Regions from separate parts of the Mus musculus genome. Here region 1 is linked to region 2. A link is a loop called in an ENCODE intact Hi-C map of the cell type or tissue named here. Cell type or tissue: heart. All regions are shown on one strand.

The links. A loop is a pair of places that touch in the nucleus more often than their neighbours do. Peaks named below come from ENCODE experiments on the same cell type or tissue, not always from the same donor. Only the 100,000 strongest peaks of a DNase experiment are listed, where the experiment ranks them.
Region 1: a loop joins it to region 2, with 2.7 times the contacts of the local background. A loop is called at or near these places in 4 of 42 quality-filtered maps.

Annotation. Positions count from the first base shown.
Region 1 is chr11:120,797,872-120,801,871 of GRCm38, forward strand. No RefSeq gene overlaps it. Among named protein-coding and RNA genes, the nearest start is that of Dus1l, 3.5 kb to the left of the region's middle. In heart, a CTCF peak has its summit at 2,322 (motif pointing left); DNase peaks (open chromatin) are centred at 2,350 and 2,600; H3K4me3 peaks cover 460 bases; H3K27ac peaks cover 1,454 bases.
Region 2 is chr11:120,622,647-120,626,646 of GRCm38, forward strand. Sirt7 (sirtuin 7) reads right to left here and starts at 2,368. Exons shown (of 10, transcript NM_153056.3): 1 at 2,231-2,368; 2 at 2,027-2,164; 3 at 1,844-1,948. The coding sequence starts at 2,326. Mir6936 (microRNA 6936) reads right to left here and starts at 2,230; the gene lies at 2,177-2,230. It also overlaps a transcript of Mafg not described here. In heart, a CTCF peak has its summit at 1,812 (motif pointing right); DNase peaks (open chromatin) are centred at 2,365 and 2,785; H3K4me3 peaks cover 1,865 bases; H3K27ac peaks cover 1,533 bases.

The sequences.
Region 1 (4,000 bases), 180 kb after region 2:
TCGAGGCCAGCCTAGTCTACAGAGTGAGCTCCAGGACAGCCAAGGCTATACAGAGAAACCCTGTCTCAAAAAACCAAAAACCAACCAACCAACCAAAAGACCCACCATATATATATATATGTATATATATATATTCATACATATATATATATATATATATATAAACTAATTAATTTTTTAAAAAAACAAAGAAAATGAAAGAAGAAACTGCACAGCCACAAGCGGACATGACCCACAGCCGGACATGACATGATGGTGCACACCTTGAATCCCTCCAGGTCCCTGGCAGGCGGATCTCTGAGTTCACGGACAGCCTGGTTTACAGAGTGAGTTCCAGGACAGTCTGGGGTACACAAAGAAACCCTGTCTCAAAAAAGCAACACACACACAAAAAAAGTATGCCCCTTACATTTATCCACTTACAGTGTTATGGTCTGACACCTCAGGACAGCTGTAGCCAGTCTGTCCCATGTCTGCCAGCTATTTCATATTGTTGCTGTAACATGCCTCTCAGTCATTGACACAGAGAAGTGACTTGGCGTAGACGGAGAACATGCTGACCACATATCCTGCTTTGTTCTGAATGTTCTGTATGTGGTTTGCTAATCTTAAGAATTCCACGAAGCTTTGTGTAAGACCTATCAAATCAAAGGTCAATAGGAATTGCTATGTCTAAAATATCTTAAGTAAGAACTTCCTGCACCTGTGTGTGAATTCACTGTGGTTTTTTTTTTCCCCTTATAAGATGACAGAAAAATATGCCCATTGTCATTGTTCAGATAATTCTGAGCTATGTCCTTGCTCTGACCAGTTTCTGGGTGTGCATTCAATAAACTATTCTTGCTTAACTGAAGTCAGTGTTCACATGGTTTGTGCGGTGATTCTTGAACCCCAAGGATAGCAGTTCTGGCACTCTTGATCTTGTCTATAGATCTGAGCTTCTACCTGGTACAATTGCCCCTTGAGCTAAAGTTTCTTCTTCTTCTTCTTCTTCTTCTTCTTCTTCTTCTTCTTCTTCTTCTTCTTCTTCTTCTTCTTCTCCTTCTCCTTCTCCTTCTCCTTCTCCTTCTCCTTCTCCTTCTCCTTCTCCTTCTCCTTCTCCTTCTCCTTCTCCTTCCCCCTTCCCTCCTCCTCCTCCTCCTCCTCCTCCTCCTCCTCCTCCTCCTCCTCCTCCTCCTCCTCCTCCTCCTCCTCCTCCTCCTCCTCTTCTTCTTCTTCTTCTTCTTCTTCTTCTTCTTCTTCTTCTTCTTCTTCTTCTTCTTCTTCTTCTTCTTCTTCTTCCTCCTCCTCCTTGTTTTTTTTTGAGACAGGACAGGGTTTCTCTGTGTTGCCCTGGCTGTCCTGGAACTCAGTCTGTAGACCAGGCTGGCTCAAACTCAGAAACCCACCTGCCTCTGCCTCCCAAATGCTGGGATTAAAAGCATGGGCCGGGCTGGTGAGATGGCTCAGTGGGTAAGGGCACCCGACTGCTCTTCCGAAGGTCAGGAGTTCAAATCCCAGCAACCACATGGTGGCTCACAACCATCTGTAACGAGATCTGACTCCCTCTTCTGGAGTGTCTGAGGACAGCTACAGTGTACGTACATTAAAAAAAAAAAAAAAAAAAAAAAAAGAGTGTGGGCCACCACTGCCCAGCCAAAAATATCTCTGTCTTTATAGATCTGCGAGATCAATAGTCTCAGTTTCCCTTGTTTATAAATCTCTGAAACCAAAAAACTAAGAAGAAGGGAAGAAAGAAAACAAAAGCAAACAAAGAAAGAAAAGACAAGGAGACAACAGCTGGACTTGGTTACACACACTTGTAGTTCCAGCCAGCCTGGAACTCTCCATCCTCCTGAGTGTTGAGACTGCAAACATGCCACCACACTTCAGCTCTGGCTGGTTTTCTTGGTGTTCTTACTCTTTGAGTTTGCTGAACTTCTTTCATCCATAAATTTTTTTTTCAGAAATATTTCAGCCATTCCTTTTTTTATTTTCCTTAACGGGGTCTCTAACCCAGGTTGGCCTTGAACTAGGTTTCTAGCTGAGGATCTGAAGATAAACTTGAATTCCTATTCCTTGGGTGTCCCCACCTGCCAAGTACTTCATTTACGCTGTGCTGGAAATCAAACTCAAGGCTTGAATGTATTGGGCAATCGCTCTACCAGCTCAGTCACATCCCCGGACCTTTCTTACTTTCCCCCCCTACGCTTCTTTTGTCTATGCAACAGCCTAAGTTTCCATTGTCGACAGAGTTTTGCCTGGAGTGCTGCTTTGTTTTCTGAGATCCCTTGGCTGAGCAAGGGCGTTCTCGGCTCTTAGGTTGGTCTGCCCCCTAGTGGAGCCTTCCAGCACTGTTTGTTAGCTGAGGCAGCACAGGCCACCCCAGCGTCAATAACTGGTGACCGGGAAGGGGCAGCCTGTGATTTCCACTCATCTCTCTTGGCAGGGACTCAGTGTCTTACTTTAAGGCTGGGTAAAGACGCTGAGGCTGGGTTCCTCTTCTTGCCTCCCCAGAGCTGAACTTCCAACATCCAGAGGGCACTTAGTGAGAAAGGATCCTGGCAGATGATTTAAGGCAGAGCTGGGTGGTGAGCCTTTGATAGTCTGTGCCCTGGAGGAGGGGCTTGTCCTTAGCTGCACCCATCTAGAGTGGAGCTTGCATCACGTGGGCAGAGAGGAGGGATGGGTCAAGGCAAGTGCCCCAACTCACTCCCTTCCTGGCAGGATTTGGTAGATTTTCCTGAACGCTGTTTCTCCTTTGGCTGAGAGTCCTCAGAACAAGTTCCAGGACTTTCAATAACTTTCTGGAGACTTCTCACCAGAAAAGGCTGCTTTGCTGGGGACAGCCCTCTGAACCCCTCTGGCCACCGGCGTGTGGGGCCTTATAGTTCAGTATGACTCACACAGATGCCCAGATGTTTTCAGGGTCTGCCAAGATGTGCCTTTGTTCCCTTCTCCAGTTTTCCTTTTTGAAACAGGGTCTCACTATGTATCCTTAGCTGGCCTGGAATTTGGTAAATCAGCCTGTTTCTGCCTCCTAGGAGCTAGGATGAAAGTGCTTGGGCGGTGTGTGCTGCTGTGCCTAGAAACAAGATCTCAACAGCAACAGCAGCTCTAAGGACTACCCCTTATGTCTCCCTCTCTCACCCATCCTTCCTAATACACAGACATGGCGTTATCATGGAGTTTTCAAACAGGGTCTCTCTCAATGGCTGACTTGGAACTTACTCTGTAGCCCAGACTAGCCTCAAACTCATGGTGGTCTTCTTGTTTCAGGCACCCAAGGATTAAAGGTGCGCTCCACCATCCTGAGCTTACCTGACTTTCCCATTTGTTGACTTGAAGTTCATGTCTCCTTTCCGTACTCATGCCTCTCTTTTGGACACACGCAGTCCATTTGTTCTGTCAGTCACATAGAGTAGATATGTAGGCCATCTCCAACATTTTTCAACTTTACATTGTTTTACAATGAATGTGTGTGTTTGTATGCACATGTGTATATGCGTGTGTATGTGTGTGTGCGTGTGTATGTATGTGCATGTGTGTGTACATGTGTATGTGTGTGCTCATGTATGTGTGTGCATGTACATATATATGTGTGTGCATGCATGTATGCATGTGTGTGTATGCAGGTATATGTGCATGTGTGTATGTGTGTATATGTGTGTGCATGTGTATAAATGTGTATATCTTTGTGTATGTGTGTTCATGTATGTGCATGCGTGTGGTGTGTGTGCATGTAAGTGTACTTGGGACACTTTCCAAGAAGTTCAAACACAGAGGTGATTTTTCTGTGTGCTGCCAAATCTCCCCCTTGAGACCCTTTGTTCTACGCCTCCCAGTCAGGTTGCTTATGCCAGTTTCCCTGTAAGCTCCACAGCACTCTGAGGTTATGTTTGCAACTGTGTCAACCTGACAGATAAGGAGCCATCCTCCTGGTTGTGATTATCATTTTTTATTTCCCTTATAATGAGAGGTTGAACATCGTTTTATATGGTTCGAGGTCTAATTGACTATT
Region 2 (4,000 bases):
AAGTCATTTTCCACGAGAGACAAACAACCAACCAACAACAACAATAACAAAAAAGAAAACCATCTAGAAGCCAGGAGTCTTTGGATCCTGGCTGGGGAAGCCCTGTATACATTGTTGCTTAAGAGCAGAGAAGTGCCCGCCCTGGCAGGTAATTCCAATACATCGAGGAACCTCAAACGGTGCTTAGACCGCGTTTAAGAGCTGCAATTGGTCTTTAGTAGCCACCAGGTTTGCAGAGTTACTGCTGTAGAGTCATAACTGGATCATCAGATGGCTATGAAGGGCTGGGCCCCACATGCTGCTGTCCTTGATGTCTGAGATGACGCAGCAAATGCTCCTGACATTGCTCCTGGGCCACTGTCCCCACAATTCCCTGCAGAGCCCTACTCAATGCCACCACAGCAGCAAGGCCACACTAGGGCTTTCCAGTTCTGGCATTTGTGTCTGGCCCTATAGTTGTTTTTGCACCTGTGTGCTTGTGACTGCTGGCTGCTACCTTTGTAACAAAGGTCCTCTTTTGTCTGTGTATGTGTTTGTATTCGTGTTTGCATGTGTGCACATGTGTGTAGAGGTGTGCGTTACACGTGTCAGTGTGTGAAGCTCACGGTCCACCTTAACTATTTTTTTTTTCTTAACACATTTGTTGAAGGGGACGTCGTGCAAGGGTCATGATGCACAAGTAGAAGTCAGAAGACACCTTGTGGCGGTCAGTTCTCTTCTGTTGTGTGAGCTCTGAGGACCGGACTCATGCACCAGGCTTGGTAGCAAGTGCCTAAGTATTCAGTGAGCTTCTCACTGCCTCCCCCACCTTTGTTGTTGTAGTTGTTAGTCTCTCAATGCACCTGCAGCTCGTGGATCTGGCTAGGCTGCTAGCCAGAGGGCTTCAGGGGGGCTTCTGAGCTTATCTTCCCAGTTCTGGGGGTTACAGAGTGTGGTACTGCTCAGCTTCTTCACATGGATTCTGAGAGTCCAAACTCGGGTCTTCACGCTTGCATAGCAGGCACGCTACCCACTGAGCCATCTCTCCAGACCACCTCAGGGCTTCTCAGAATAGAAGCCGAGTTCGCCTGAGGTCAAATATTCAACTTCAAAGCTAGTCATCCCTCAGCCTTCCCAGGAGAGCTCTCAGAGTCAAGAGGACAGCATTTCTCAAATGTACCTATTGTACCAGGACTCTGTCTGGTTTTTTTTTTTTTTTTCCCCGAGCCAGGGTCTTGCATGGAGCTTCGAGCCAGGCTGCTCTCAAGAGTTTGATCTTGATCTTCCTCCTCTACCAGGCCCCACCTCCTGAGTCCTGAGATTGGAGATTTGGGACTCGACACTAGTTTTCCATTTATCTTTCTTCAAGGAGTACAGGCTCAGGAGAAAGACTAGGGCTCCAGTTTGTCCACATCACGTAAATCGATCAATTTGTCTGCACTTTAAGGGAGAAGGCATTAGCAGGCAGTTGGCTACTATGCCCTACTACTGTTCCATGTTTGATTGGCAGTCAGAAACTACGCATTCTGTAACTCTTTGACTTAGCTTAATTATTATTTATTGACTTATTCTTTAGCCCTGGCTGACCTAGAACTCCCTATGCAGTCCCTATGCAGACCAGGCTGATCTTGAAATTACAGAGATCCTCCTGTCTCCCAAGTGCTGGGACTAAAGGAATGTGCCACCACTGTCACGTTGCCTTAGTTAAGTCTTAAATCTAGAATTGCTTCGGGTCTCTGAGAAAGGACACCTTGAAGTTACTTCAAAGGTGAGCGAGATTTTGAACTCCAGCACTGTACAGCCCGAGTTTGCATCCCAGAAGGGGGCGCCTCACACCCGAAGCAACGCGCAGGCCCTCACTCACTGTGCTGATTCCAGCGCCCGTGTAGACAACCAAGTGCCTGGCACTTCGGACAGCTCCGGCCAGTTCGCGGACCTTCCTCCGCAGCTCCTCCGGGTCATCACACACCTGATAGGAGCCAGGCTGGTTATTGCCGCCGCTCGCCTCCCGCAGCCCGCCGCCCAGCACCCGCTGCCCGCGACTCGCCTCCTCCTGGCGGCGCTTGAGGCCCTCACGCCGCCGACTTCGACCCTGCAGCTCGGTCACCAGATCCTCGCTCTCGGCCAAGAGCCGGCCCTCCTCCGCGCTGCGCTCTGCAGCCGCCTTCCTCAGGATGCGTGACACCTACGGACGAGCAGCGGGTGAGCGACCGCGCGCGCCGGCGCGAGCGCGGGCACGGCAGTGGCTCACCTGGCGGAGGCGCTCCCGCTGCTGCTCCTCCCGCAGCCTCCGGACCCGCTCAGCAGCTTTGCGCTCCGAGCGGCTCAGACCGCCACCGGCTGCCATCGCTCCTTTGACTGCGCTTCCGGCTTCCGCTTCCGCCTCATCCGGCAGCTACAGAGACGCATGCGCGGGCCCGGCCCTTTCCACCTCTTCCGGCTCGCCCTTCCCACCCTTGCTCCTTCGGGATTTCAAAGAAATACCACCAGATCTCTTTAAAAGGCGTTTATTGATCATATACAAAATAAAGAAAACCTTATATATCACAAACATACACTATGTACAGCAATAAATACCCGGGGGGCCAGGCCCAGTGCCGCCCCTCCTGGACAATAATTTAGCAATAAATACTGCGCAGGGCACGGGTGGGCACCAAGGCTGCTGCCTGCTGAGGCCAGGAGACTGATTGCTCTCCAAGTCCAGGCCTCACCTTGCAGCCAGATCCCCTATGGCCCTACCCAGGTGCAGGAGACAGGGTCTCACCTTGCAGCCACACCACAGCCCCTCCTCACTTGGATGTTGAAGGACCCTCACCCCATTTAGGGTACTCTCTACTAACCTTCCCCCTGGCTTCAGCCCTGCAGGGCAGGCAGGGGCTGATCAACTCTGCTTGGACACACCTCTCAGCACCAGGAGACCAACAGAGCTGGACACACAATAGCCCTTGTCCTGTTGCCCTAAGTTGCCAGGAGAAGGCTTTCTGTACCCATTCCCATTTGGTTAAAGGCTTCAGAGACTAGCAGACAGAGAATGGGAGGAAAAGTGGGGTTGGGGCATAAAGTTGCTGGAGGGGCCAAAAGCCCAACGGGGGCCCTAGAGAACAAGGAAATCTTATCAGGAACACTTCCTAGAACACTCTACCTCACACTTCCAGAGACACCCGTGCTATATTAATGCCGTTGCTCCAGGGGCAGGGTACGTATGTGTGTAGCTGGCCCAGCAGGTATAGCACACACCTAGGACACACGCCAGGAACAGGCAAACTGTGAGCAGCTACAGCGAACCCATGCCTCTGTATGGTACCGATCTGTCCTCTGTTCCACAACTGCTCCCAAACCAGGCGGCCAATGGCACTGAGAAAATATGCCAAGAATTATTCAGTGGCTTCTGGGGAGATTGTTAATGTGTTGGTTCCTTTCACTAAACCACAGCCTAAAAAAGTAACTCAGAAGATCCCAGAGGGGAAACAGTGTAGCAGGCTGTGGCTCAGACATCCCAGCTGCGGATGGGAGCTTTAGCCAAGTGGCCACACCAGAGAGGGAGGTAGCAGGGAAGTGGCCTCACCATCTCCAAGTAGTTTATCAAAGCTGCAAACCCTGGCCCTGATCACCAAGGCTAACAGAGCACACATAGAACTGAAAGATGAGCTGAGACCAGCCTGCTGGAAGCCGGGTGATGGTGGTGATCCCTGTTAACACAGTGTTGCCACTGGCTCCCTGCACAGCAGGCACCACACCCAGCTGCACACAACACAGGGGGGACTCTCTGGGACCATACTCTACAGAGGAAACTGTGGACTTTCTTTGAAATCTGAGTGTCTATGTCCAAGGAAGAAGTCAGGCAGAGTCAAGGTAGGAGGGAAGTCACACATTATGGTTTACTTAGCGGAGAAGTTTGGGAGACCTGGCCTCAGCCCAAGCTCTCCATTCGCTGTGTCAGAAAGTCAAACACAACACCCTCACAGTAGGAAAACGGAATTAACAATGATCAGAGAAACAGCCAACAGTCACAAATGGACAC